Linked DNA regions of Mus musculus: all the other regions are linked to region 3. Evidence: chromatin loops called from intact Hi-C (ENCODE). Cell type or tissue: heart. All regions are shown on one strand. Each heading gives the region's core, and the rest is flanking DNA. Links, peaks and the distances in the headings are about the cores only.

Region 1 (4,872 bases), core at 391-4,390, 320 kb after region 3:
GCTAGCCAAATTGAACCAACTGGTTTGAGGGGGGGGGGCGCGTTGGTGGGAGTACAAGAATCCCAACTCTTCCTTTAAGGCATGGAGATCTTCAGTTTCCTGTGCAGTGGCCTAGGAGCATCGTGTCCAGAGACTAAATCTCTCTGAGATCTCAGGACCTCTGCATTCTGTTCTCATTCTCAAGAGTAGATATGTCTCTGTTGGTTTTCTCTGCCTAAAACTCGTCCCTCAGGCAACCAGACAAACCAAGAGCACAGGTTGTGTGTTCATTGGATGACAGACTGGACAAAAGCTGTCAGGGAGAAAGCGAATCCTCTAAGAGAGACCAATATCTCCTCCAGGGCAAGGGAACACAGAAGCCAAGGTATGACCCGAAAGCCAGCTGATTTGTTTGTGGTGAGAGAATCAGCTTCGACACTGCTAAAAGTTCATACTGGCCAGACCAACGTGTTCTCGCCCTGTTGAAAAGTCCATTCCTACAAAGCCAAATTATTCAAAGGAGACTTGGTGAACAAGTGTTAAATGAAATGTGTTCCCCAGCTTAGTTGTCAATGGAGTTCTCAACCGTTACAGGGATTGCCTTGCCAAAGGACTTCATCATTCAGGTCTGCTGGCCAAGTGTCCTTCTCACCAGAAGACTGATATAAGGCCAGTCCTTGAAGTCTATCATGCTTTTAAGTTTTCATGGCTGGCCAATTTCCTTCTCTCATAATGTTAAACCATTTCCCCCAAGTCACCAAGGATTCATTTAATCCCTTATTGTCACAGACAAACTCAAAGTCATCTACTTAAGAACACATTTAAATACAATTGCCTAGTTTTTAAACAAAAACTTATCCCAACCACTATATATACATACATATACCATATACATATACCATATATATATATATATGCACATATATATATATGTATATACACGTAAAGATATTTCTTATTTACATGTGCTACATGTGTGTTGTTGGCTGCAGAGGGTAGAAGGTGTTAGATTCCCTAGAGCTGGAGTTACTAGAAGTTATGAGCTGCCCCACACAGATGCTGGGAATTCAACTCAGGTCTCTGTAAAAGCAGCAAGTGCCCCTAACCACTGAGCCATCCCTCCACACACAAAACAAAACAAGTCTCGCTATTTAGGTCACTGTATAGGCTGACCTCAAACTTGAGATCCTTCTGCCATTGCTTCCTGGATGCCAGGACTATGATGTACACTGTCACAACAACCCACCTATTATCAGTTGATTTACAAGTTCGTCAAGGTTGCTGGATAACATTTTCTAATGGCTTGCAATGGGAGAAAACAACCTTTTAAATAAGGAGCTTAATTCTCCCCAGGAATCCTGAGTATGGAAACTCTTCCTCCATCTGAGAAGGGAGTAATCTGAAGGGATTAACCTAGTGCCTGGGAAATTGGGTGAGTACATGGGACACAGGAAGAAAAGGGCAGACATTGGAAGGTCTTGGTAGCTTCCAGCCATGGCAGAGTGCTGTTAGGTATAGGTAGCAGAAAGCACTCTACTAGAACACGGAAAACACATCCTTGGTGTGACGTGATGCTGAGTCCCCAGCCCATCTTCGGCACAGATACTCTTCCCCAACGCTCACCTTTGAACTAAATAACGATATTCGTATCTTCTTGGAGGGCAGAATAACAATGCATGAAATCATAGTCCTTTACAAAATGTTCTTGCTTATCCACCCCATTCAGTCGGGCGTCTTAACAGTGGCGGGACTGACTAGTAATCATTTTTTTTTTCTCTCAAACTGTCATAAACATACCAAAACATTGACCTTCATGTGTCTACGTCTGAGATTAACTGCAATAATGAGAAGAGGGAATATAGCAGTGAGACATTAAGAGGAAAGGTGACCCAGTGCGGCTGGTGCTTGTTGAAGCTGGACAGCTGACACAAGGGGTTCACTACGTTGTTTGCTGTACTTTTAGGTCTTCCGGGGTGGAGCTGTGTATTCCTCTGAGCCCTTGTTGTGACATAGAGTGAATAGGGTGAGGAGGAGCCATTCAGCAACTTGGTCTAGCAGGAAGCTCTCCTTCATGACCTGATGGTATCAAGCGCCCCCATGTGGCAAATGTCTAAATCGTCTCTGCCGGCAATAAATGTGAGCAATTGTCTGATCTCTGTGTCGGTGTGGGCGGGGCTGTTGGGGCTGATGAAATCTAGGGCTTTGTGTATAGTAGACAACCGCTACACTTTATCCCCCGTCCTAACTTGTAATTTAAGAAACGTCTTGATTTTGTTTTGTTTTGTTTTTAAACATTTGTCTATAGATCAGCCTTGGTTATTATGTTTCTGACACACTGCTTCAAATCTGCGGCATCATTTCAACTTCCATAACACTTGACTGCTAATTTGTGATTATCTGCTTATTAATCTGATAAATTCTTCTTCCCTTCTCGTCTCTTTTTCAAATGGACTAGAAGGAAGGAGGAAGAGAGGGAAAGAGAACAGAAAAGAAAGGAGGAAAGAGAGAATTAGACTCTTCTCCCTTCCCCTACCCCAATGTTCATGCTATGTCATATGTGGATTAGCAAGAACCATTGTCTCATCTTCTGCCATTGTTAAGTAATTAGCATGTCCGTGCCATTAGACCCTGTTGGAAACTAACTTCTGCCACTTGAGCTTGTCATTTTACTTCCCAGAATATTTCCCCTTTATCTGTAGCATAAGAGTGGCAACACTAACCTGGCCTCTGCAGGGTCACAGTAGGGTCATGCTAAATGGTATTGGAGAAAGCCCATAGACTCCCACAAAGCCCCGTGTTGGGGGAGCATGGTGCTGGAAACACTGTTACAGCAGCTGGCCTCCCTCCTGACCCAACTGCCTGCAAAGGTAACTGAAGTCCACTTAAAAGAGAAGGGCTTTACGATTCTCCTAGTTAGCTGACCTATTTATGAGCGCAAAGCCCAGCAAAGATGGTCTTTTCTTATAGTTTTATTTCAAAAAGGGAGACAATAATCTCCTCTCCAACATGGGTGCAGACAACAGTGCTTGAATTTGCTAAGGCAGATAAGGAACAGGGCATTGAAAATACATCACAAGGCGATACAAGATAATAGAAAAAAGTAAAAGTAAAACCTTCAGGTTTTCAAGTGCCACACAGGAGTCTCAGGTAATGTCATGGGAGTATCCCCAGCTTTTACAGAAAAGGGAGTGGGCAGGTTTTTCTGGTTCACAACTTTCTTTTTTTTTCCCCCTTGCTCATTGTGATGGTTGGTCTTAACTGTCAACATGAGAAGATTTACAATAAGTTTGGAGATCAGGCATTAGGTGTGAAAGGACTCACCCTACACGTGGGCAGCACCATTCCAGGGACTGGGACCCTAGACTGAGTAAAAAGGAGTAACTGAGCCAAGTTCCCGTACTCTCTGCTTCCTGAATCCAGACATGGTGAGCCAGCTGCCTCAGGCTCCTGCCACCATGTCTTCCTGGCTGTGAGCCAAGTTATAAGCCCTCCCTCCTGTAAGTAACAAGAAAAAAATAAGTAGTATGCTCATCAATAATAGCTCACTTTCTTTGGGGTTGGGGGTATAGAGGGGGTCTCTCTAGGTAGCTGAGTCTAGCCCAGAATTCTAATCCTCCTGCATCAGCTTTCTGAGTGTTAGGGTTATAGTTGTACACCACCGCACCCAGTCTTCCAGTAGATTTCTTTAAGAGTGGAATCTTAAAATGAAAGTGGGAAGGAAATGCCTTTAGCCAGGGGATTTCTCATTCTGTGCCTTAAGCTCAGACAATATCTGGACGCTGGTAAGAAGCTAGGACCCAGGAGAAAACATGCGCCCTGTGCACAACTTTCTCACAGATATGTCTGCTCACTAGAATGTGCACTTCTTGGACACGAGTCACACTCCCCAGACCAGGATAAGGCCTGCTTGTGTTTGCTGAGATAATAAATGAGTGGACAAAGAAGCTGGAGATGAGACTCTCACAGAGGTAATCCATTACTTAGTCCTGACTGGGTCCCTTCTTGTTTTCCTAGCAAATTCCCACATTCATCCTTCTGGTTCCAAAGTGGGCTCTATTGTATGTTGCATTTTGTTGGTTTTTTTGTTTATTTGTTTGTTTGTTGTTGTTTAATTTTATCATTATTTTAAAAATGAACACTCTGCCCTAGTGAGATGGCAAGGCCAAGTCGGAACATGATTTTTTTTTTTTTTTTTTTTTTTTTTGATAATTGGATCTTCAAGTTCACCCTTGCTGTCTGTATTTTGCACAGTGTTCAAAGGGAAACAGAGCCATCTTGGGCACGGCCAGGAGTTCCTGCAGAGCAGGGGGTTAGTTGAGTATCTTTTCTAGTAGGATCTGGAGCTATAGTCTATAACCACTATCTTCAAAAAAAAAAAAAATCACATTAAGGGGGAAGAGGGAGGGAGAGAGACAGAGAGAGATATCACTGTTTTGGAGAAATACAAAGAAATAAAGTGGAATAAAAAAAACTAAAAAAAAAAAAATCACATTAAGTAAAACAAAGAGAATAGAGAAACTTACTGTCCACTTAGGACTGGGTTTATGGCCAAGTTGTTTGAGCTGAATTAAATGTCACTGCTGTGGGAGTTAAGGATGCAGAGTCGGTGCTCTCTGCATTGGGTTTAAAGGTAAGAGATTGAGGGCATTTTCAAACACAAAGGCAGGAGTTTTACAAGTGCCTGTAATCCCAGCACTTGGGAGATAGAAGTCAGATCGGGAATTCAAGGATACATAGGCTACATGAAGTTCCTTCTCAAAAAACAAACAGGAAGAGAGATGCACAGAGGAGCTAAGACGCTTATCTGAGACACACAGTAAGTGGTGCCTCTGGAATCAGAACGTGCACTGGCCTGTCCTGCTTACTCAGTAACATTCTGTTCCAGGTTTGATT
Region 2 (4,872 bases), core at 284-4,283, 300 kb after region 3:
CTTGACCTCTGACTCTTAGCTCTAGTACAATAGGCATTTGATTGGTGCTAGCTGTTGCTTTGGGCTGATGTTGTGGGGGACAAGGACCAGACAAGGAGGGGAGCACTAGACATAGTGCCTCTTGTCGTCAGGCCCTTGAAGACCAGCTGTCACTAGAGTGTTTACAGGGACTGCCATATCCCTGTGTTATCATGGAAAGCTTCCTCTAACTCCAAGAGCTCATTTTCACACTCGCGCCTTCCAGCCTTCCTTATTCTCTCGGGGCAAGGTGAAGTCTGAGAAAGCAAAGGAATTACCTTCACCGAATTTCTTTGCTGATAAGACCCAGGGGAGTTTCCAGACACTTTCCTATGACTGTTCCAGCGGAGGACATGGCACGAAGAAGCTGTGACTCAACAGTGAAGAGCAGGGACTGCTGAAGGTTCCCGGGGAAAAAACGCAGTAGCTGCACAGCTTCATCTGGCTGAGGCAGGAAACCACAGGTGGCCAGGGGACAGGGTGGAGGATCTCGGGATGAGAGAGACACTTGGTGTGGAAAACTATGAATGGCCTTGGAGTCAGGTCATGGGGTAGAGTCCTGACATGGCTACTTACCCACAGTGTGACCACAGCTAGCCAGGTAAACTTCCTAAGATTGGGGCTCCTCCCTGCAGAGTGGAGCAGAAGAGAATAAGCCCGGAAGTGTTCAAGCACAGGTAACCCTGATAACAGTAGTATGAGGACAGGAGGGAGGGAAGGAAAAGGTATCGGTGAGGCCACACCCTTGCTGTGGCTCCCCAGGCTGGGCCCTGGCTCAGCAGTACAGAGTGATCCCTGGCCCTGGAAGTGTGAGGAGTGTTTTCTGCAGGTTGCTGTCTTCAGGAAGGGCTGGATTACTCCCCGAGCATTGTGTTTGCACCATGTGTGGTTTTGCTTTGGCAAGCTGGAAGTTCATGACTGGGATACTGACAAGGGGACTTTCCCTCCAGTGGTCAAGCTGGACTGGATGCCCCAGGGACTTGGGCTGTGGTGAATTTCCTCTAACCGTCTAGCACCGGGACTAATGAGCTCCATAGCCCAGCTGACACTTCCCCCTTCTTGCCATTTTCTTTAAGGAAATTTAAAAAAATATATGTTTACAAGAAAGGTGCTCTTATCACTCAACATCGTTTCTTCTCTGACTAAAGCACTAGGTGGCCTGACGTGTATGGCGATGGCTTGTTGTCAAGTCAGTAAGTCTACAAACCAGAGTGCCTGAGGACTGCATCTCACAGTCTTTCTGGGCAGACAGGCTTAGGGACTGAAGGTAAAGTCTTCAGAGGAGATGAGAGATCCAGCTAAACAGCTTTCAGTGCCATATCCAAGGTCACAGACAGATGAGACCCCCTTTGCCCTGGTGCTTTGCCTGGAACCCAGATTGGATGCCTTCTGCAAATATGGAGGGTAGTGGTTGGGTGCATACTCTCTGCCACACTCTCTGTGTTAAATATTGGTCTTGCACTTTTTATTTCCTCCCTGGGGTTTTGAATCCAGGACCTCTTATATGCTAAACAAATACTGCACCTCTGTGGGAACACAGGATATCGCGTTGCATTTAATCATCTTAAGTCAGGTGTCTTTGACTATGACAATTTCTTGGATTTTTTTTTTCTAACTTCTTTAGACTCTCACAGGCAGCCAGGGTCAAAGACATGGGAATCCACACACAGCCATCTGGGTTCAATTCTGGCCTCACTGCTTATATCTGTATTATTATCCTCTACTGACTGACTGTATGATACGCTGTTTCCAAGGGTCAAGGAATGTGATGTTTTCTAACTTTTCCATATATGAAACCAAGAAGATACGTTTATATGTTAGTAAGATACATGGTGTCAAGACTGGTAGCATGAGTAAGTCATTCTGCTCATGGCCAGAGATAAGAGGTTGAGAGGTTGAGACACATCTGTCACCTGAAGCGCTGGCAGGTCATGCTAGGAAGCTGCTGTCTGACACGTGTGGAAACAGTTAGATTCTGCCTTGGCTGGCACGAGCTGTCCATAATGTTTACCATAAATACAAAAATATGAACAGCAAGGAGCCCTGCAGACGGAGACAGTGATAGTGGCAAGTGCTAGGTGCCTCAGTAACTGTGAGTGTGTATGTCTGTGTGTCTGTGTGTGGGGGTATGTCTTTCTAATTCATTCTAATTGACAACACTTGTCTTTGCTGATGGTAGCCAGCTAGTGAAACCTCATGACACATCACTTTACAAGTATCTGACACTTGAAGAATGCAGAAAGTTTTGTATTTGGTAACAAGGGATTGCAAGATCCTCCCACGCTGACCCACACTTCTGTTCCCAGCTTCTCTGGCGCCACCATCTGGTATCACCTGGGTGTTACCATGGCCTTCACCTGCTAAGGTACATAACACCTGCCTCCGCTACCCATATAGAAACTTGTTTCTTTAAGGAAAAATTTAACCCTTGAATAAACCAAATAAATCCCGTTTCTTGGAGAGAGATGGATGATCAATAACCACAAAGAGAAAAAATTTTAACACGGTATAAGCCAAAGCCAGATTATATTCATATAACTGAGAAATTCTGAACACTTTTAAACTGATACAAGATGATATTTTACATTTGCACTTTGTGATGTGTGGTGATTTGGTCATAGGTCAGCTAAAAATAGAATGGCTTTTTGTTGTTGTTGTTGTTGTTGATGTGGTGGTGGTGGTGGTGGTGTGTGGGAGAGTAGGTGGATGGGTGGGTGGGTGGGTCGGTGTATTTTGCTGGTGATCTAACCCAGAACCTCAAGTGTGTTAGACAAGTACTCTACTACTGTGAACATCTCCAGATATAATCAAATTCTGTAAAATTATGGGTTATTTTTATTTTTAATAGAGAAGACAGAAAAATAAGATTTACTCAATGTGGTCACATTAAGAAGAGTCAAACAATTCTAGCAATGCTCGAGGTCCACATTCAGGGATCTTGACAGAGAGGTGAAGTTTAAACAAGAAGCAAGTGATAGCCAGGCATGGTGGCACACGCCTTTAATCCCAACACTCGGGAGGCAGAGGCAGGTGGATTTCTGAGTTCGAGGCCAGTCTGGTCTACAAAGTGAGTTCCAGGACAGCCAGAGCTATATAGAGAAACCCTGTCTCGAAAAACCAAAAAAAAAAAAAAAAAGAAGAAGCAAGTGATGTAAATAGTCAGAAATAGTCAGGTAAGATGTAGTCCTTTGTCCACCCTTGTCTCTGTTTCAAGTCCTTTCAAGCAAAGTTTTTTTCACAAGTTGTCAATCTTTCTCTAGGAGCCGAGGTTCTCCTTTGGCTGACTCCCAAGACTTCAGCAATTTCCTCTCCCGGCAGGAGATTCCTGGAGAGATTCTCATTTCTTGAGAAAGATTCTTTCAATAGACCCATGAGGTTATGTGTGTCCCTGAATTGGTTTCTCCTGGTCTCACAGGTAGCATTTACAACAGCACCTCTTTCTGGGGAGCGTCCCCATGATGAGCCACCACAGTGTGTCACCCCTCACAGTATAGAAACTTGGTGATGCCAGCATGCAACCTTCTAGGAACAGTGAGTCTTTAAGCAGAACCTGGGTCTTCCTACACACATTTGAAAGCAAGTCTGGGTGAATGGGATGACCATGCTTCTAGCATCTACCTTTGTTCCTGCTGTGAGGGGCTGCAGCATAAAGGGGCCCTGGGACGTGCTGCACAACCCTCCTGCGGTATGGTATCACAACACTAGTCATTGACCCCAGTTGAGCTTTGTACCCTTCAAGATAACATCAAAGTCAAACTTCGGGTCTGGCCTGTAAGTTTGCTGGCTTCACATTTACTAAGTGCACATTTCCTGAGGCTGAGGAGTTAGAGGTGGGTAGGGCTGATTTTCTTTGCACTTTACCAACAGTGTGCCAACACCAACTCTGTCTAAAGATTCTTATGCCTCTAAGACCCAGAGGGATTTGTAGATGAGTTCACACTGTTGATGCTGGCTTCCAATTTTGTGTTTTTATGGGTATGTTTGTGTTTGTGTGTGTGTTTCCTGTGCTTTTCTGTTTTCTCTCTTTTTGTTTATTTTGTTTTATTCTAATTTGTTTATCTGTTTTCCTCTTTGTTTTCTAAAGAGAAAGAAGGTGCGGAGTACTTAGAACCTTAGTCCCAGAGCTCAGGGTGCCTGCTTCTGCCTCTGTATTATTCCCAGTGTAGACTATTAACTGCAAGACCAGTCATAGCTTCTGAATATGCCCTCCATGCAAATGCCGTACTAGTTAGTCAACCAGAGTGGCACTACCAACCTCAACAAGTGTTGGAGGAGAAGCAAAGACACTGCGGCATATACTAGTCACTTACATTAGGAGAGAGAGGGGGCTATGGTGTTCTAAGGATAGGAACTAGCGTTAGAGCAACCTTGAGAAAGACATAGAGGGGAAAAGAAGTGGAGAAGGAGAAGGTGGGATACTTTTAGGGTCCACAGATTTTACAGGTTTTATTTAAAGCTGTGGAAGGTTATGTGTGGGAGGTATAGAGTATAGCAGGTTAAGGAAAGGGAGAAAATGAGACAGGAATGAAAGGGAAAGTGTGTAAGTTGTACAATGGAAGAATAATAGAGTGTGCCCAGTCTTCAAGTGGGTGATGGGAAGAGCTGAACAATCCTAGAATGTAACTGAGGGAATACAATAAAAACCAAAACCATTTTCATATGTATATGTGTGTATGTGTGTATGTATACATATAATTATATGAAAGGGTAGAATTAAAGATTAAAAATTAAAGAAATTAAAATAAAAATTTAAACACTAAAGATTACTAAATTAACCATAACTATGATAAAAATATATTAGATTAAAACATAGCTCAGCATTTGTTCCGTGGTGTGAGGGGCTTTGGATTCTTT
Region 3 (4,872 bases), core at 447-4,446:
GGAACAAGATGGATTTTGATTCTTGATCCATTCAGCCAATCTATGACTTTTGATTGGGGGACTGAAGCCATTAATACCTTAAAGTTATTATTAAAATGTAAATGTTAATTGTGGTCATTATGTTGTTGGTTTTGTGTTGTGATTTGTGTTTTCAGTGATATTTTGTTTTTTTAAAGTATTTATTTATTTATTTATTTATTTATTTATTTATTTAATGTATGTGAGTACACTGTCACTGTCTTCAGACACAACAGAAGAAGGCATTGGGTCCCATTACAGATGACTGTGAGCCACCATGTGGTTGCTGGGATTTGAACTCAGGACCTCTGGAAGAGCAGTCAGTGCTCTTAACCACTGAGTCATCTCTCCAGCCCCAGGTATTTTGTGTTTTAATAATTATGTTTTAATACTGCTTTACGCAATCTTTTTGCTAGGCTTATTCTTCTATTCAGCCAGAAATAATGCTTCTTGTATTTCCTTAGATTTGTGTTGCTGGGTAAAATTGTTTTTAGGGTCTTATGTTGTTGAAAGTTTTCCTTTCTCCTTCAAACATGGCAGATAGTTTTGAAGAGTACATTATTTAGGCTGGCTGTCATTGTCTTTTAGGAGTTAGAATGCCTCTAGGCTCTTCTGGCTTTTGAAGTTTCTATTAAGAAACCAGATGTTATTGTGATGGGTTTTCCTATATTCATGACTTGCATTTTTTTTCTTTTTCAGCTTTCAATTTGCTTCCTTCATTATGTATACTTAATGCTTTAATTATGGTATGCTACACAGATTTTCTTTTCTGGTTTTATCTATTTGGTGTTCTGTGTGCTTCTTAAATTTGAGTGTGTCTTTCCTTAGTTTAGGGATGTTTTCTTCTATGATCTTGTTGAATATCTGCTTTATGCCATGGATTTAGGATTCATATCCCTCATTTATGCCTATAATTAAAAAGTTTAGTATTTTCATAGTGTCCCACATTTTCTGTGTGTGTCTTTCCTGTGCTGCCACCTTCTTCTTCCTCTTCCTCTTCTTCCTCTTCCTCTTCTTCCTCTTCTTTCTCTTCCTCTTCTTCCTCTTCTTCCTCTTCCTCTTCCTCTTCTTCCTCTTCCTCTCTTCTTCTTCTTCTTCTTTCCTCCTTCTTCTTTCCTCCTTCTTCTTCTTTCCTCCTTCTCCTTCCCTTCTCCCCCTCCTCCTCTTCCTCCTCCTTCTCCCCTTATTTCTTCCTCCTTCTACTCATCCTCCTTTTTCTTATTTTCATATCCCTTACTTATTTGGCCTAGATCTTCTATTTTAATCTTCAAACCCTCTTATTCTGTCTTTTGCTTGATTCATTCTGCTTATATGGTTTTTCTTTGAGTTTTCTAGTTTAGTTTTTGGTTTTGGGAGGGTTGTTTTGTTTTCAATTTCTTCTTCATTTCAGCTTCAGTTCTCTTAGATTGTTTTCATCCTATCAGCCTTATGTTTGTGTTTTCTTGGGCATCACTCAGGCATTTATTCTCTGTGTGCTCTCCTTGATTTCATTGAGCTGTTTCTGTGTGTCTCCTTTAAACTCCTTGAATTCTTTCAGGAGGTTTATGAATTTTTTAAGAAATCATATGTCATGGGTTCATGCAGGTGGTTCTCATAGCTCATGTACTGGGGGCCTCAATCTGCAATAAAAGATCATGACCTTTAATCAGGAATCAAAAGTAACAAAACTATTAATCAACAATAACACTATTTGAAGCATATTTTCATTCTGGCCTCATCAGTGGGGCTCTAAAATAATTCAATAGAAACTATATGATTTACATTTATTAGGCTTATGGACAATAATTTTGTTAGTGGTACTCTGCATATTGGCAGATGAGATCTCTGTCCCTTCTTTCCACAGAACAGGACTCCTCCAAAAACCAGAGTTAATTTTACTCTCTAGTCTTCTCAGAGCACTTCTGACTTTTGTTTCTTTTGTCTGCTGGTGTACAAAACCTTTCAAGTTACACTTTACTCAAGCACAATAGCCATTGTGGCTGTGTTCCTCCTCAGGCAACAAGTTATCTGAAAAAGATTATTTGAAGGCAAAGGCCAGTATTCTTGAAAGAGTTACATTCTCAGAACAAAAGTCTTCTTGCTTAATGTATTAGTCAGGGTTCTCTAGAGTAAGGGAACTTGTGTGTGTATGTGAGAGAGAGAGAGAGAGAAAGAGAGAGAGAGAGAGAGAGAGAGAGAGAGAGAGAGAGAGAGAGGGAGGGAGGGAGGGAGGGAGGGAGGGAGGGAGGGAGAGAGAGAGAGAGAGAGAGAGAGAGAGAGAGAGAGAGAGAGAGAGGGAGGGAGGGAGAGAGAGAGATGAAAGCAAGCAGGCAAGAAGCAAAAACTTCCTATTTCCATGTTCTTCCATCTGCCTCCAGCAGATGGCGTGTCCCAAATTAAAGGCAGGACTTCCTATCTCAAAAGACCTGGTCTTCCCATTCAAAGATCCTGAATAGAAAAAAATCTTCCCACTTGAAATTAACTAAAAATCCCTCACTGGTGTGCCATGTTTGGGGGTTTTACCATTTCAGAATCAGTTAAGTTGAAAACCAAGAACAGCCATCACACTTAGGGTCAGGGCATAAAAGTGACTAACTACTAAGAGTCACAGAAAACGTGAAGAACTGGTTGCACTGTGAATCTGTGATCTATGCTTCATCAGAAAGGAGAGCAAAAGTGGGTTTCCTTACAGAGGCTGGAAGAGGCCACTGAAATCATTACCCTGGATGACATGTGGATGGAGCAGGTATTCCTGCTTCTCTCAATCTTTCTCAGCGTTCATAACACAGAAATAGAAAAGAATTGTGTTCTTCCAGTGTCTACTGTGGTCTTCAGACAAGCAGTCTTCTGTGACCACGAGTTCTTTTTGTCTCCTAGAGTGCTGAGAAATCTTACCAACTGTGCTTCTGTCCTGGGTGTAAGGAAGCCCCATATCTGCACGCAGGTAAGCATCAGGGATATCTGCATCAGGGATATCTGCATCAGGGATATCTGCATCAGGGATATCTGCATCAGGGATATCTACTGAGAGACCAATGGAGCTCAGGTTTGTAACCTGAGCTTTAGAGTATGAAGGTTTGGTGTTAAGCTTTAAAAAAAAACTATAAAAACAAAGATCTTGACCAATATTCATTCATACATTTAAGAACATTTACTCTAGCCCACTCATACAATAGTGTGTCTTCACACAGCAATGTCTGGCCCAAGCTGAAGAGAAAAACTTCAAGTTTTCGTCTGCTTTATACTAAAACATCCTCAGAGATTTGGGGGTGAGGGGATAATCTAATTATTGTTCTGAATAAAAAAATCTGATTGGAATCATTTTCCCAGTTATTGTCCATGTTCCAATAAACCTTTTACATTTCTTCACCTCTATGCAAACTCTGGAAGGAGATTCTAAATTCTAGCCACACTTCTGAATCCATGTGTAAATATTCACTATATATCGTCTCTATGCCCAGAACATTTCTCAGCACAAAAAGAAAATGGGATAATCACATTTGGACTCTAAACTCCTTTTAACTGAACTGCCTGTCCTTTCTTCAGGCATAGTTTTATATTATGTTTCTCAAGGTTATTGATGAATGGATTATTCCTGATCTAAAATAGTTATCAGAATAATTTAACTCAAAAAAATAATAAATCATCTATGGTGTTCAGTGTGTTTGACTGAAACAAAGCCACTAAAACAAGGGAAAATGGGGACTCACCTGACAGTATAATACAATAAGAGTGGTGAGATCTGTGGGAAAGTGTATGGCATTCCCTTGGACCTGCACTTTCTGGTTTTCTTTTTCTTTTTATTAAGTCCAGGTAATAACTATGTGAAGTAATTTTTAATACAGTTAACAACACTTTTAAATTATGAAAAACTACCACAGTAAGATTTTTTTCTTACAAAATGTGCATTTTCGGTCTTAGAACACCTTAGTCTTAAGAGTACCTAATTGATACTTGGTTAATTTTTTTTCCCCTTCTGAACAAGATATCACTAGGCACCCCACGATAGCCTTAAATTCTCCATTCTCCTCCTTCAGGCTCCTGAAGTGTCAGGAATTGAGGAATATGCCAAAACCCCTGACCATTTTGGTTTTTGTAGTAGTGTATCTTCATTGTAAAACTCATCAAAAATATAAATGTGAAGGTGTAAAAAAAAACAGAAAAAAATTAAAGTATATTTACATAAAAGCATGTATTAACCTGATAAAATGTTATGTTAGCTTTAAGCCTTGGAACATCTTCATTCATCATGGCTTTCTGGAGGAATCCTAAGATCTTGGCATTCTTACCTCCTTGGCAGTCATTCTGAATGCAAATTCCAAGGTACTCTCAGTTCATTTCCAGTGTGCACCAACTCCTGGCTGTCCTAGTGCTTGGAATTCTGGGACCCTGAAAGTTGAGGGTAACTGTACTTCTTATCCTGAACACAATATTCCATCTTCACCAGGGAAAAGCAAACTGGGAATTCATCAGGTTCTATGACTGATAAATCGGAAATGGGAAAGAGAAGATTTCACTCTATGTCTGGAGAAATGAACTCCACTTTCCTGGTGCCGGGTCTTTAAAACTCTTTGCAGAGTATGGGCTGAAAAGCATGAAAAAGTGAAACAAAAATCTTTTATGGAACTCGTGAAAATTCTGAGTGTTCTCTTCCCTCCCTTACATACACTGTTTCAAACTTGCTAGTTTTTAATACCCCACAGCTTCCCTCTGATCATTCTCTAGGCTAAGCTGTGGGGAAAGGAAAGCTACCTCACTGCCCATGAGAAGCCTGGCTGCAGAGCTAAGAGTGGGAAATGAAATCTCTCTTTATAAATCTGACAGGTTTTGTATATGAGAAAGCACAAATTAGAGCAATTCTCTGAGAATACAATA
Region 4 (4,872 bases), core at 248-4,247, 200 kb after region 3:
TAGGGGCCCAAGGAGTTCCAGAGAGGAAGGGAGGGAGGGAGGGAGGGAGGGAGGGAGGGAGGGAGGGAGGGAAATAGAGAAAGAGAGAGCTCCAGAGAGAGAGGAGAAGAGAGAGGGAGGGAGGGGGAGGAGGAGGGGAGGGAGAGGGGCAAACAGTGGAGACTATAGCTCTGCCAGGCTTTGTCTTCAGCACACACCTTTGCTTCCCTTGCCTCTGCCTCCCAGCTACAGTTAATTACCAGGTGCTTTCTAACCAGACAGTAGAAAGGCTTCTTCTACTGAAGTCTTTTCTTCTTCTTTTTCCTCTGACACTTCTTCCCTGACATAATCAGACCTCTCACAGCAGTAGGGGAAATTCTCTGGGAAGAGGCTACAACTTGACAAAACCTGCCCTTTGCCACGGTTCTCCCTTACGCTGGTACTGTATAGCCAGCCACTCACCCTATTTACTACCCCATACCTCCCCAAGTTATCTACCTACAACACTGACCAGGTCACTTCCTTCTGCAGACTGTGGCAAGTTCACAGAAAGAAGCTCAAATACATAATGGTGATGCAAGAACTCCTGTCAGCATCTGAGCTGAACCCCCACCTTTCCAACCCTCTCTCACTTATCTGCCTACACCAGAGGCAGGCAGAGACACCCTCGTAGGTCTCTCTGCAGGCTGTGATCTTTGATGCCTCCAATGAAATGTTTTTTCCTCAGTAAAAGCTTCACTCATCTTCAAGCAGCTTTGGTAACCCTCCTCTCTGCTTCCACGTTTTGCATGCAATTAATTATAGCATTTAAGTCATTCACTGTAATTTAGACTTTGCAAGGTGAATCTTGCCATATTCCCTTTTTCCTTACCCCGACCCTCTACAACCGCCCCCCCCCACCATCTTCCTGCCTAGTGTAAAATACAGCAAAGCTTCAATAGAATGTCCAATAATCAATATTGTAAAACACAAACCACACGTTGAGAAATGACACAATTATTCCATACCAGTTTATTTTAGATAATGTGCTTCAAAAACTTTATCATAAATAACCTTTCACATCATAAAATAACTTAGTAAGATTTATAATAAAACTTCTGAGAATTTAACATCTCATCAAAATACATTTAAACTGTGGCTTGAAAATATGATTAATCCTCTTTTACTTTCCTTTTATTTGAGGGCATAAAGACCAAAAAAAAAAAAGAAAAAAAATACCCAAACTATTGCTATACATTTAAAGTTTCAACAAAGCAATATTTGGCTTATTTGAAAGTAACCTGGCCATCCTAAATTAGCAGTTTTCTTTCTTGCAGTGCTTTGTAGTTTTTGTCCCTTTTGCCTTGGATTTCTCTTTTCTCGCAGCTTCCTTCTTCAGGCTCACCTCTCTCTCCCTCTGCAAAGTCATCTCTGAGCCCTCGTGCAGTTGAACTCGGCCCCTTGACATCAGTTTCTGTAATCCTTGCATCAGCGTGGGGAGTGACTGCTTGAGTAACTACAAAGGTATTTCAAAACTTCAGTGCAATTTGGTTCAGTTATTTCCATTCGGATGCCATCACCGTTCCGGGAGATTAATCACGGGCACCCACTGATCCATGTAGCGACTTTCCCGGCAAAAACAAATAAGTTGACTTAAGGCAGGATCCTTCCATTGTGATGAATGTGGGTTCTGTGAACAGATTTTGAAAAAATTACTTCCCCGGAAAATAATCAGCTTCTGCTACTAATTGTGCTACTTTTGAAAGGGCCAAACCCCGAACATTCTGTTAAAAACAGCATCTAGCATAGTCTAAACACCTGTAACGTGCACGGAACTACACAGAGTTTTGCATATTAACTACCCCATTCTGCATGAGGTTACCATTCTTAAGACCTCCCTTCCAAGCATGTACCCTGGTGGGTCATAAGTAAAAGACTCCTGAAAAGCATTCTCAGGCTGTGTGCACGGTGAGGGCTGCAGGGCAGGCAGCTGCTGAACTCTTATCTTCCCTGACGATGAATAGCACATTTTACTGGCAGCAACAAGTAACCAGGCAGTCACTTCCCTACACAAGTCAGAAGAGAAAGAGTACAAAAACAAAAAACCAGAAGACCTAGACAGCACGGTTCTTTCTGAAAACACTATCAACCCACCACACATTTTTAAGCGGTGGGGAGGAGGGAGCTCGTTTAAACAAACTCAAGAGCAGCAAAGAAAAGAATTCCACTCGGTACACTTCAGAGTATCTATCTATATCCAGGGAATTAATAAGGTCTGTCTCCTACACCACTTCTACCTTTAGCTTTGACAGCAAATGAAGAATGAAGCTAACTTCTTAACGAAGGGTAAACCGGGAATTTATTTGGCTTTATCTAATCTGTTCTGCTCAAAGAATTAGCCACGCGAGGTTGTGCAGAGGTAAGCAGAGGTAGCAGCTGGGCAGCTTGCTGACTCACAGGGATATCTTCCGCCGCTGGAGGCCACCCACGAGCTTAGACACGCTCCGTACCCTATCACAACCCCCGCGAGATCAGCGTTCAGCTCGGACAAGGTCCACCCCAGCAGATTCTGGGCTGCAGCCCCGGGTCTCTTACCGTCACCAGCACACAGTGCAGGTCCGGGGTCTGCGCGGCGCCCCCGCTCTCCGCCGGGCCCGCGTCGTTCTCCAGTAGCAGCAGCTCAGCTAGCCGACCCGGGTTGCTGACCCGCAGGATGTTGATGTCGTTCTCGCAGCAGAACGCACGGATGAGGGTGAAATGGATCTGCAGAGCCACATCCCGGTCGTCGTCTTCGTCAGCAGCCAGCAGGCACAGTACCACGTTATCGGGGTCTCTGCGGGCAGCGGGGCAGCGGTGAGTTGCATACGCTCAGGGGGGCGCGGGGTAGAGGCGGGTGGGTGGGCGAGCGGGGAACGCGGGCCACTTACACGTTGAGCAGCTTGGCAGCCTCGTACACGCCGACCGTAATGGTGCGCTGACTCCGAGCCTTGCTGAGCACTTCCTCCAGGGCATCGCCCACCGTGTCCATCCTGCGGGCGGCAGGGTGAGAGCGGGTCAGCCGGGTCCCCGGACGCGAGGCGGGAGGGGCGGCGGCCACCGAGTCGGCAGGCACACTTACCTTTCGGTCTTCTGCTCTGCAGCCGAGAATTCCTCCAAAGTCATATTGCAAGTGCGAGTCCCTCCCTCGGCGCGCGGGCTGCTCCTGGCCCCCACAGTGCGCGGCGCCGGCTCTGCGCTCGCTCCCACCCTCCCTTCTCCGCTCCGGCCGGCCGGCTGCTCGCCTAGCCTCGCTGGGGAACTCTGCACTGCTGCCTCGGGGCCACTGGAGGACAAAGGGCCCGATTCCGGAGATATGGGGCTAGCCCTCAGCCAACCAGGTCCAGCTTCATTTGCATGCAGTCAGGCCATTGGGTTATGCAAATTAGCAGACGTTGACACCCAGACCCTCGCTCCACCAAAGCAAGGCAGAGTTGAGCGGAAAGGGGCGGAGCTACGCGGGAGGGAGCCCACGGGACGAAGGTGGTGCTGAAACCCGGTTGGTGGGGTCCTGAGCCAGCTCTAGGTAGTTTGTGGAGCCTTCTGGTGCGGAGGGCTTTGCAGTGGTTCAAGTGTCCTCAGCTCTGACTGAAACAGCCTGCCAATTGTTTTTCTGGTTGTGGACATCTTTTGATTGTCGTTTCGTGCCCTTTGTGTTAAGGGGCTGCTTTTTAAATTTTACTTCCAGGGATTAATGCACTCCAGTCTAGCTGTTGTTAGTAAGCATATTTTTAAGTGTCCAGACATGCCGGGCAAAGCTTGCTTCAGTGTTTATATGCAAGTTTCAGGTAAACCTGCTTATTCCCAGTAGTAGTCTTTTGGTGCCCTGATGGCTGGTTTGATTTGGTTTTGGTTGGTTGTGAGAATTTGAAACTCCAGGGAGAAGAAAAAAAAAAAAAAAATCGCATTTGTGTGTAGTGGTGGCACAGTACCAAGTTGGAATCTTTTCCACAAAAAGTTGGTGAAATTTCTGCCTACTCCATGTAAGGTGGGGAGCTGGTGATCGCATGTTTAACGAGCCAAATTCACCGTTCTTAGAATCCTTCCTGAAGAAGGCTCCTTCTGATCAAGTAAGAGCTAAGAGAGAAATTCTGTGGTATTCAGAGGTGCCATCATGGAAATTCGAGGTGCTCACGATGTTCCCTGAGCGTCCCATCACAGGCAGAAGAGTATGACACCACCTTTACTGTCTATGAGCTCACTCTGAATTACTGAAGCTGAATCATGAAGCTGTAACTGTAGTACATTTTAGCCATGTGCTCAAATTTCACCTTTGAGATAATAGCAACTTGTAGGTAGAAGGCAAACCCTCGTAACTGCAAGCAGGAGTTACAAAGTAAAAACAATTTTTAATGCAAACTTTTACTGGATAGCTCAAAACTCTCTTTGTTTTATGAGCTTATTCAGTAAATACAAAAGCATTGCCTGAACCTACTAGTCACGGAGAGTGGTGAAATTGCAGCCCATATGCTTGCATTCTTAACAGTGCTAATATTGAGGTCACTGGGTAGCTTACAGTTACAGAAGTAAATTTTGCAGAGGTACATGTGAGTTATCCTTAAGATTTTTTTTGCGGGGGGAGGGGTGGTTTTTCGAGACAGGGTTTCTCTGTGTAGTCCTGACTGTCTTGGAACTCACTTTGTAGACCAGGCTGGCCTCGAACTTAGAAATCCGTCTGCCTCTGCCTCCCGAGTGCTGGGATTAAAGGCGTGCGCCACCATACCCGGCAAGTTTTTATTCTTGTGGACAAAATATTTTCAAATTCTCTTAATCTTAACTTAATGGATAATTTATAGGTTGGTTTTCTAGTTCACTTATTGGAGATGTCCCCAAGAGACAAAAGTTGAGTAAAGGAGCAAATGTCAGTGTATGACTTAC
Region 5 (4,872 bases), core at 345-4,344, 180 kb after region 3:
CTGGCCTGCATGCATATTAAGGGATGTGGGCCAAGTCTGTGATGGGAGGCACCTTCCTGCTCCCCTGGAGACCCTAAGCCTCTCTCTTGGGTGGGGCTGCATGTCTGGAAGCTGAGGAAGAGTCTGTTAGTCTGTGTGTTGAATTAAGGTCACTTAAGGCCTCAAGACCAGGCAAGGCCACCCTGCCCTGCCATACACTTCCTTGTTTGTACCTCTGTCCTACTGGGGCCTCCCTATTCCCCTAATCTCCTAGTGACTGTCACCACACCTTTGGCTCTGTCCTGATACTGATGTGGCAAAATTGCCTAATGACTTGTTGGAAAGGGCCCTGCCTCGACCAAATTAATCAGAAGCCCTGAGGTTCACTGAGCAGGTAGGGGAAGAGGGAGGAGATTCCAGTCCTGCCCACAGCTGCAGTCTGTAGACCACCATTGTCCTGGACCCCATACTAGATCTGCATAAGCTGTGGAGGTGGCTAATGGTGCCCTTCTCTTACCAACGAGAAGATAAACAGTCAAAGTGAAACAACCTGCCCACTCTCAACCTCCTGATTAGTTGCAGGGAAGCAGCCAAGCCTGGTACCTGGAAGCCCGACGCGACGCCAAGCCAAGGCCTAGTCCAAAGTCCTGCACACCGATCGAAGGGATATCATTGGCTCTGGTTTTTGAATGTGTTTTGGTTTCATATAAATGTGTAAAAATGAACACCAAAGGGTTCAGCCCTCTGAGATCATTGACTCAGCCCTTGGAGACATCTGTGTCTCCAGTCACTCACTCGGTCTATATTACTGGGTTTTTCTACCTTGTCTAGTCTAAGTCTTGTGCAGCAGCAAGCCCTCCCAAAGAATGAGTCAGCCTGGGTTTGCTACTGGCGCCATGGTGCCCTAGACTGCTGAGTCCTCACATAGTGCCAGGGAGGCACACCTACTGCCCACCTGCTCCCATGAGTCATGAAACTGCCACCTTCCTGCCAGCTCAGCCTTTTTCTCCAGTTGCCACCACTCTAGGCATGAATGTAACCATATATGGAAGGGGCACCAGGCAGCACTTGCCCTGGACCTGCCCTCCTCTTGAAATGGTGCCCTTGGCTAAGCAGACAGGTCAAAGCTCAAGGGCCAGGCTCTTTCCACTGCTTTGCATCATCTGGTTGTACAGACAAGGCAACAGGGTGGAGTAGAATCCAAAGGCTCAGGCCAGAGAGGAGGGTCAACCCTCTAACATTAGAGGGCAGGTTGAGCAAGGGTCTTGGCCATTGGGATAAAGCAGGAAGGAATGATAACATTTCAGGCTATTATACATTTGGCATTTACTGTAGATCTATCATGGAGAGTCCTTCAGCTGGAAGTTCCCCCTAACTCCCTTTTAAATAAGGACTTTACCTACCAATAGTCTTAAACTTACTGCGCATCTGATGTCCCCTAACAGTTGCCCTGTGTGTAGAGTGCTTTAGGAGAGGACTTTCTCATCATTTCCTGCGACTTGAAGTTTTCATCAGACCAATAGAAATGAAGCCTTCTCTTATGGGTTGTGGTGATGGTAGCATGCTCTGCTGCCGGACACTTATGTTTGCTGTAGGTCCTTTAACTACTTCATTGTTTCTTAGGAAGTTCTTTAAAGGACACTTCTGTAGTATGTCAGCGCACACAGAGTAAACTGATTCGTGCTAAATTTCTGCAGAAAGGTTTTGTAGATACTCTGGCACATCTAGATCGTCACCAAAATTACTGCAGGGCATTTCTGGCTGGGATATTTGGGGATATGCAGCCAGTCTCCTTCAAGTAACCCATTTTAATAAAGGTTCAAATAACCCAAAGGAAATGCTGTTCACCTTCTTAAAACTTCTCTTCAGATTTTCAGAAAGAAGACTCATCAAAGATGTCCAGCAAGACGGCAAGCACCAACAGCATAGCCCAAGCCAGGAGAACTGTGCAGCAGCTGAGATTGGAAGCCTCCATCGAAAGAATAAAGGCAAGTGTGAGGGACCCGGTGGCGTGTTCTGGGTAATTCCCCCACCCTTCCTGGGCGGGAGCATGGGTCGGAGAAGAAACAGCTGTGTGCGGCTTGCTTCCAGGCCTTTCCTGGAGCAGGCTGACAAGAATTTAGTTTTCATTTCCTAGCCACCACAGGTGTTATTCCAAAACAGCTGAGGGAGCCGATCTCTAAGCTGGTCTCTCTGTCAAGCCCAGGACAAGCTGGAAGTGCCTGCTTTCCTGACTGAGTGTGATCAAGCCTTGTCTTCTGAGTGGGGACAGGATTCCCTGGGGAGGTGATAAACATCCTTGTCACCCTTCCAGAATTTATCAAGGGTTACAGAGTTATCAAAGTGTTGCAGGTAACTGCCAGTTTGACTCTTCCTGCAGAAAACAAAACAAAACAAAAAGGCTGCCTTTTGGTGTGCCACTGAGTGACTGCCCTGTGCCCCAGGGTTAATAGAGACCCCATCTTGAGGCAGATACATTTTCTTAGGTACCTTGACCTTGAAGTGTTTCCTTCAACCCTGAGAAGACTGGCCCTTGAGAGCACTGGAATGTTATGACTCATGCTGTTTCCTGAAATGGGAGCAATTACCTGACTGGAGATAGTCACCTGTCTGCAAAGCTTGAGGTTCCTGTGGTGGCCCTCATAGCTCTGATCTTGTCACTCCTGGAGTCTACCTCCAGACTCCCTTCACAAGACAGAGTTGCACATGCCACTCCAGAGAAAGGCATGGAGACTTCCCGTGCTCCTGTGTGCCTTTCACTTCCCCCACACTAGTATCACGGAGAGCAACTCTCAAAGCCTACTCAAGTATGAGCTCCACTATTCAATTCTTCAATTGTGCTCTGTGGAGCAGTCTTCTTCCTCTTACCTAGAAACTAAAATGTAAACTTCCTCTTGACTCGCATGCCTTTCCTTCTTTGTCCCTAACTTTTATTTTGAAACATTGCATACTGCAGAGGAATGGCAAATGTTCAAATACTCAGTTTTTACTATTAATGTTTTTGGGGTGTGTGTGTGTGTGTGTGTGCGTCAGTAATAAGCACACACGTAGACGGCAGAGTACAGCACAGAAGGCTGTTCTCTCACACCATGTGGGGCCTGGGGGGCCTGGGGGAAGAACAGAGGTCATCAGGCTTGGCAGCAGGAGCCTCACCCACTCACCACCATTTCACGGGAGTTTATTTACACTTCTTACCATTGAGTATTGTTAAATGTCATTTGCTTTCATTTTCTCTCAGTGTGTCTCTTTTGCTCCATGTTCATATAGAAAACACTAGGACTTTTACTTTAAACCACTTGAAAATCATTGCTCTTCAGGGTTTTCTGTAACAACATGTTTTATGGGGAATCCAGGCAGCTTGTTTCACAGAGTTGCCATCTCTTAGAATGGAGATTGATTGTTGCCTGTTTCTAGCTAAATGTTTTTGCTTGCAGGAGAGATGTCCTCCTCTGATCACTTGGTTAAGGCAGGTCTTACTGGCCAGGAACCATTTTCCCTGCACTTGACGAGCGGTGTGAAGGTCATGCTATGTCACCGATTATTGGGTTCAGTTACACTACTGACATTTGTCAGTAAAGTCTTCTCTTTCTTATTTTTGTCCATGTCAGGTCTCAAAAGCATCAGCAGACCTGATGTCATACTGTGAGGAGCATGCCCGGAGCGACCCCCTGCTGATGGGCATACCGACCTCAGAAAACCCGTTCAAGGATAAGAAGACCTGCATCATCTTATAGTGGACCAGGAAGCGCCCCTTGCCTCTTAACGCAAACCACAGCAGCAACCTGAAGGGATTCCTTCAGCTTACCTGGTAACCACAGCTAGTAACTAAAACACCCTTCTCTCGGAATAATAGACCCTGAAGTCTCTCTTTTTCAAGTTGTCCTTTCTTCACCCTTTACTGATTTAATACAGAATAACAATCTTATTTTCTATTTGATAACTATGGTATCATATTGGGTTACTGTATAAGGAAAATGGCAGGGGAGTTGTGGGAAGCTTGTCTTTACAAAATATAATTGATTAAGATATGTCAAGACCTACATTGTCTAAGCACCGGCAAATTAAAATGTCGAGAATCACTTCAGTCAAAAACCTTTATATTCTGTTCTTAATAATGTTTGTGCCAACCTATATCCCATGTAAGGGATCTGGGGAGGAGGCATGTGTCTACAACCATACCTTTTTGCACTATGGGCACTAACCACCCTGAAACTTCCTGCGGTAGCTCCCTCCCTTCAGAGTTACATCATTATCCTGACTCTGTGTAGGTAAATTTCCGTGAAATTTTTGTACAAAAAAAAAGGTAATGAAAGAACGTTGCAAAGATCATCTGCATTATAATGAGTTGATGCTGTTCTCACTCCTCTCTTGGAATTGTGCTGGCCCCTTAGTCTACAATAAACTGTGCCAATTAAAAACCTAAGGCTAAAACTGAAAGCCCTTTGATGGGGTCTTAACTCATATCAGTCATTTGGGCTTCTCTGATCCTGAGGCTAAGAAAGGGGAAGAGACCCTCAGGAGGCAGCTTCCACTCCAGGGCTCTTGATCTCTGCTGGATTGGGGGTGGCCACCTCAGAAACTTCCACCCTCATGACTGGAATGGAAGAGGGGACCGAGAGCCTCACAATCTCGGAGAGGGAGGAGAAATTCTTAAAAACAGCTGCTCTCCTGCGCCCAGCTTCACAGGCAGCCCTGCCCCTTTCTCCTCACCAGCATGGTACCTGCCCTTACTGCTAGAGCAGCTGCTTGTAGAGGGACATTCCCTCCTTCCCAGTTTTAACTGGTGGACCACAGTGGGGGGAAAAACATTCAAGCGATATAAAGACACTTGGGCTCTTTGCAGATGCCTATACTTCCAACACTACCATGTCCACAAACCACCCTGGGGGAGGG
Region 6 (4,872 bases), core at 526-4,525, 110 kb after region 3:
GTATGTGTGTGTGTGTCTGTCTGTCTGTCTGTCAATATGTGCATGTATCCTTAGAGGTTCATAGGCACCATATCTCCCTGAAGTTACATATGGCTGTGAACTTCCAAACTTTGGAGGTAGGAGGCCTTTGCAAGAACAATGTGCTCTTAACCAATAGTGTTATTTTTAAAAAATGCCGGTGTTATGAAGTTCATTAGTCATATAGTGTGAGAACTCAGAGCTTAGGTAGTAAGGATTAACTTCCTCCATGTAACCTAGATCGGGTCATTTTCATGGGGATAATGCACCCAGTGTCATGGAAAGAAAAGGAAAGCTTACAGTGCTTGGAGTGGGCACCGGCACACTGGCACTGCGCTTATGATGGCCGTTGTTTCCTGTCGCGGTATCAAATGCAAATGGACATGCATTTGAACAATGCTTTGTTCCTTGTGACAAGCGATGAACAGCAACCCGAAGGCACTTTTATGTGTAAAGTTACTGTCTGTTTTGTTTGAGGAAGAACATTTGGCAATTGAGAAGCTTTTAGTTACCAAACTAGTACATATATAAAGCAGCCACATTGACCTAATTAAACAGCTTTCCGTTTTTTAGATCTCATTTCATTGTTAAAATGAGACAGTGATTTTGCTACCAGATTGTGTATATATTTTTTTACAAGGATTAGGAAAATACATATTTACAGCCATATTAGATAACTGCTCTAAGTGCAGATGTTTATTTTGCTTTCTTTCCGTAAAAGAACAGGTGCCAACAGGAAGCTAAGCAGAGCGTGTGACTTCCCTTGGGAAGAACGGGGAAAGCAGGACTTGGAACCATGTGCTGATAGCCCAGTGCAGACAGGAACAGACAGGCTAAGCGGGAAGGTGCCTTTTCATGTGGCAGGCACTCACTCCAACAGTCCCCCACCCCCACCCTGGGCAGCCCAAAGTAGATGGAGCTACAGTCTCGTCGTCCTGTAGTACGTACAGGGAGTGTATGCACTGGTTTGGGCTGAGCTAGTTTCGTAGTCTGTTTTGTAACACATGCCTGTGTTCTTCTGGTGAATGAATAACCAGATGAGCAAGAAACCCATGCCTGTGCTGGTCCTGACAACACCTTTTGAGCAACAGTCTTCCTTTATTTGGAAGATAAAATATGACTAGGCAGTTGCAAAAAGGGAAGCGGTAGATGGGTCTGTGGCGTAGAGTAGACCACTTTAAACGGTTGGTTACCAAACGTTTAGTGAGTATCTAACCTACACTTGAGGTCATAAGACCTTTTTTTTTCTTTTTACAAACCTGTAGTCTACTCTGAGTGGCCTTAGAAGAAGAAAAAATGTATAGGCATACCTTGTCTGCCTTTTCAACCTTGTCCACAAGCAGGGCCCAGGACAGTGATTTTCCTCCTGAGTCTCAGTTATGGTGGCAGCAGTCAACCATTCCCATTCCTGTAGCTCAAGAGACCTGGCAAATTTTGCATTGTTTGGTTATTTTTTTGTTTTGTTTTTTTGTTTTTGACACAGGGTCTGCTCGGTAGACCAGACTATACTCAAACTTGTAATGATCCCCTAACTTTCAGATCATCTGACTTCAGTATATATAAACAGGACTGGATTTAATTTTGTAGTCTTTGTTTAAAGAAGACTCTCAAGGTAATGTAAAACTTAGAACCTACAAAAGTTGGATCTGAGTGTAAGTAAGTGTAGCAGGACTGACTGCCCCACCTCCAGGCCTTCCCTTTGCCCTGTTGTGTGGTCATCAGCATACTCAACCCCCAGCCTACAGCAGGCTCTTGGCAGGAGGTAGGGGCTAAGCCTGGTTGTTCAGTGAGGACTCCTGACTCTTCCAAAGAAGGGAAGACAGCCCAGGTTGCAGAGAACTGCTGCCAGAGTCACTCGTGGCCACCAAGCACTTGTATGATATGATGAAGTCCCACCACTACCCCATGAAGGGAGGCCTTCACTCTCAGGCCTCCCGTGCATCTGTGGTTGACCAAAAGCTCTACCGAGGAGGCCTTAGAAAGGAGCCTTGGAAGCCGTGACCCAAGCCTTAGGAGAACCATCCAGCCTGCAAGACTGTACAGATACGTGCTGACGTGTACTCGATCTCTCTCGGCCTTAAGTGTCTCTTGCCTCTCTCTGCATAAAAGAGCTAAAGCACTTTGCTCATCAGTCTGAGTGAGATGTACTAAGCAGAAAAGGGATGGGGGGAAAACCCTTTGGGAAAATCAATGTGAGGGTGACTTTTCCAGTACAACACTGGCTCTCCTCGCCCCCTGGAGGAGGACTAGAGAATGACTGTCACAGACCATCCCAAGCATAGAATGTTCCTTCTGCATGCCTTGAGAGTATTATTAGAAGCTTAGAATTGGACACCCGTTTATAGTGGTAAAGAGTGAAATGGTTACGACGCCATTAAATTGACATTTCATATTTGTTAAGTACACAGTTGTCTTAGCCAAGGTTTCTATTCCTGCACAAACATGACCAAGAAGCAGTTGGGGAGGAAAGGGTTTATTCAGCTTACACTTTCCACATTGCTGTTGATCACCAAAGAATGTCAGGACTGGAACTCAAGCAGGTAAGGAAACAGGAGCTGATGCAGAGGCCATGGAGGGATGTTACTTACTGGCTTGCCTCTCCTGGCTTACTCAGCCTGATTTCTTATAGAACCCAAGACTACCAGCCTAGAGATGGTCCCACCCACAAGGGGCCCTCTCCACTTGATCACTAATTGAGAAAATGCCTTACAGCTGGATCTCGTGGAGGCATTTCCCCAACTGAAGTTCCTTTCCCTTTGATAACTCCAGTTTGTGTCAAGTTGACACATAAAACCAGCCAGTACAATAGTGAACAGTTAGGACAACCTACCACTGCTGTGGTTCACATCAAATTATCACTAGTGTTGTGCATCGTCTCCCTCTTTAAGACTTTACCAAGGAGGCTGTAAAGATGGCTCAGTGATTAGGAGCATACACTGCTCTTCATGGGACCTTAGTTCAGTTCCTACTGTCCATACCAGGTGGCCCATACCTGCCGGGAACTATAGCTCCAAGGGATCCAACCTTTGGCCTTAGCAGGTATCTGCACTCACGAACAATTTAAAAAATAAAACAAACATTAAAAAGAATTTGTCAAGGATAAAAAGGTGATCAATCAGAAAACAGGAACTTTCAACTGTGAACTGAATACATATATCTAGAGTCTTGAAAACAAAATCAGTTTACTTTAAGTTGTTGGTATTACTACTAGCAAATGCCGAGGGGGAGGGGGAGGGCAGATTCTAGTTACAATTAAATTAAGGAGTAATCTTACCACAGCTCTACTTTCTGTGTATTCAAAGAAGAATTCAAAATAAGCCAGTGTTGCAGAGGCCTGTAATCTCATCATTTAAAGAGATGGGACAGTGCCATGGCCCAGTTGTTCAGCGTTGATTGTGTGCTTTATAAATGGAGAGCATCTGTAGGAAAAGTCTCACCCATTATCCTTGTTCGACTGCAGTACTTCCATCCCCCAAGTGACAGACACAGTGGTGCTGTTTAGTGATAGCTTTAGTGTTTGCTTTTTCCATAACCTCCTCTCTCCAGAACCTTGGGTGCACATCAGCGCCTGAGGACATACATGCACTGCTGAGATCTTGTAGTATTCATATGTCGGGGCAGGTGCTTCTCTGTGACTGTTTTTCCTTAAAAGAAAATGGACATGTTGTAAGTTATTGTTAGCTTTTAAAACACTTGGCAGAGGCATTAATAACTATTGAGGAAGTTCTTAAATATTTTGTCTTTAGTATTTCGCTTTTATATAGGCAAAAGATGAGAGTATCATCAACTTTTTTTTTTTTTTTTGCCTCAGGCTTCTAGAGACCCCAACAGGCTTCATCCAGAACAAGTTGATGGGCTGTGTTTCACCCAAGACAAATTCTTAGGGAACCCCTCTCTTTTCTTTCATCTTCTTCCTCTAAGGACATCTAGAGGTGACAGTGGGTCCTGGGAAGCTAGAATTTCTGGTGAACTAGATGGGTCCCTAGAACTGGCTGATCTCCGTTTTCAACACCCATCTTCACCCTGACCTTCCTTGCCACTCCTGTCATGGAAGGAGCACATGCACATGTCCACACAGCCATCAGTATCTTTCTCTCTTTTTAGATGTCTGTCCCCACTAGTAAAGCCACCATTAGGAATCTGCCATTAATACTGCAGTGCTTTGTATAAAATGGTATGTGCCTGCATAATAATGTACATATATGTACATTATTGACTTTTGAGACAAGTCTTGATATATATCTCAAATTGGCTTGACCTCAAAATGCTCATGCTTTGACTTCCCAAATACTAGGGTTATAGATGTGTGTCAACACACCTGGCCCTCTCCTGTGTAGATTGCTTTTACTGTCAGATACAATGCAAGTCCTATATAAATGCTGTTATGCTGTGTTGTTGAGGGAATAGTGACACCCCCCCCCAATCCTGTACATGTGCAATACAAACATGACTTCCTACCCTCTCCCCCGGAATATTTTTGCTATACAGTTAATTAAATCCACAGTTGTAGCATGCGTGGATACAAAGGCCTGTTGTGATGTAAGATGAAACTGGCCATGCCTCGGAGGCCCCACCCTCTTGCCTCTGGGCTCCCAGTTCCAGCCTTACCTGCTTATTTGCCTTTCTTGAAGAACCAGGCTTTTCCTTGCTGGTTTAGAGTACTCCTCCCATATATTCAGAAATTCTCACCTGTGTATTTCATACTGTCCACCCTGTTCTGTATTAGTTCTTTTGTGTCCTTATTGAAGCACTTTATCCAATTCCTAGAACACTTGTTCAGAGTAGACACTCAGTAAATATGAACTGACTAACTGAACAAGAGAACAAACAGATGTGTTCGGGGTCATGAGAGGA

The links. Hi-C counts contacts between places; a loop is a spot of excess contacts. Peaks named below come from ENCODE experiments on the same cell type or tissue, not always from the same donor. Only the 100,000 strongest peaks of a DNase experiment are listed, where the experiment ranks them.
Region 1: a loop joins it to region 3, with 9 times the contacts of the local background. A loop is called at or near these places in 29 of 42 quality-filtered maps.
Region 2: it touches region 3 in a loop (4-fold over the local background); 24 of 42 quality-filtered maps call a loop at or near these places.
Region 4: it touches region 3 in a loop (4-fold over the local background); 8 of 42 quality-filtered maps call a loop at or near these places.
Region 5: it touches region 3 in a loop (3-fold over the local background); 2 of 42 quality-filtered maps call a loop at or near these places.
Region 6: a loop joins it to region 3, with 6 times the contacts of the local background. A loop is called at or near these places in 23 of 42 quality-filtered maps.

Annotation. Positions count from the first base shown.
Region 1 is chr6:67,156,890-67,161,761 of GRCm38, forward strand. It overlaps A430010J10Rik (a long non-coding RNA gene), which reads left to right and starts at 912. Exons shown (of 3, transcript XR_001785271.1): 1 at 912-1,411; 2 at 1,943-3,947. In heart, for the core only: a CTCF peak has its summit at 2,083 (motif pointing left); a DNase peak (open chromatin) is centred at 2,072; H3K27ac peaks cover 354 bases.
Region 2 is chr6:67,140,092-67,144,963 of GRCm38, forward strand. No RefSeq gene overlaps it. Among named protein-coding and RNA genes, the nearest start is that of A430010J10Rik, 15 kb to the right of the region's middle. In heart, for the core only: a CTCF peak has its summit at 2,348 (motif pointing left); a DNase peak (open chromatin) is centred at 890; H3K27me3 peaks cover 2,458 bases.
Region 3 is chr6:66,838,456-66,843,327 of GRCm38, forward strand. Gm36610 (a long non-coding RNA gene) reads right to left here and starts at 4,521. Exons shown (of 3, transcript XR_001785438.1): 1 at 4,287-4,521; 2 at 2,893-3,018; 3 at 1,560-1,637. In heart, for the core only: a CTCF peak has its summit at 2,384 (motif pointing right); no DNase peak of the experiment used is centred there.
Region 4 is chr6:67,034,125-67,038,996 of GRCm38, forward strand. Gadd45a (growth arrest and DNA-damage-inducible 45 alpha) reads right to left here and starts at 3,283. Exons shown (of 4, transcript NM_007836.1): 1 at 3,077-3,283; 2 at 2,886-2,987; 3 at 2,554-2,791; 4 at 972-1,648. The coding sequence starts at 3,120. The coding sequence ends at 1,535. It overlaps E230016M11Rik (RIKEN cDNA E230016M11 gene), which reads left to right and starts at 2,475. Exons shown (of 7, transcript NR_040278.1): 1 at 2,475-2,811. In heart, for the core only: CTCF peaks have their summits at 2,430 and 3,272; DNase peaks (open chromatin) are centred at 2,497 and 3,347; H3K4me3 peaks cover 2,686 bases; H3K27ac peaks cover 2,643 bases.
Region 5 is chr6:67,013,877-67,018,748 of GRCm38, forward strand. Gng12 (guanine nucleotide binding protein (G protein), gamma 12) reads left to right here. Exons shown (of 5, transcript NM_025278.5): 4 at 1,849-1,967; 5 at 3,588-4,872. The coding sequence starts at 1,875. The coding sequence ends at 3,713. Among named protein-coding and RNA genes, the nearest start is that of Gm36816, 7.3 kb to the left of the region's middle. In heart, for the core only: no CTCF peak of the experiment used is centred there; a DNase peak (open chromatin) is centred at 2,085.
Region 6 is chr6:66,953,207-66,958,078 of GRCm38, forward strand. All of the region lies in intron 3 of Gng12 (guanine nucleotide binding protein (G protein), gamma 12), which reads left to right. Among named protein-coding and RNA genes, the nearest start is that of 4930597O21Rik, 31 kb to the left of the region's middle. In heart, for the core only: a CTCF peak has its summit at 2,258 (motif pointing left); no DNase peak of the experiment used is centred there.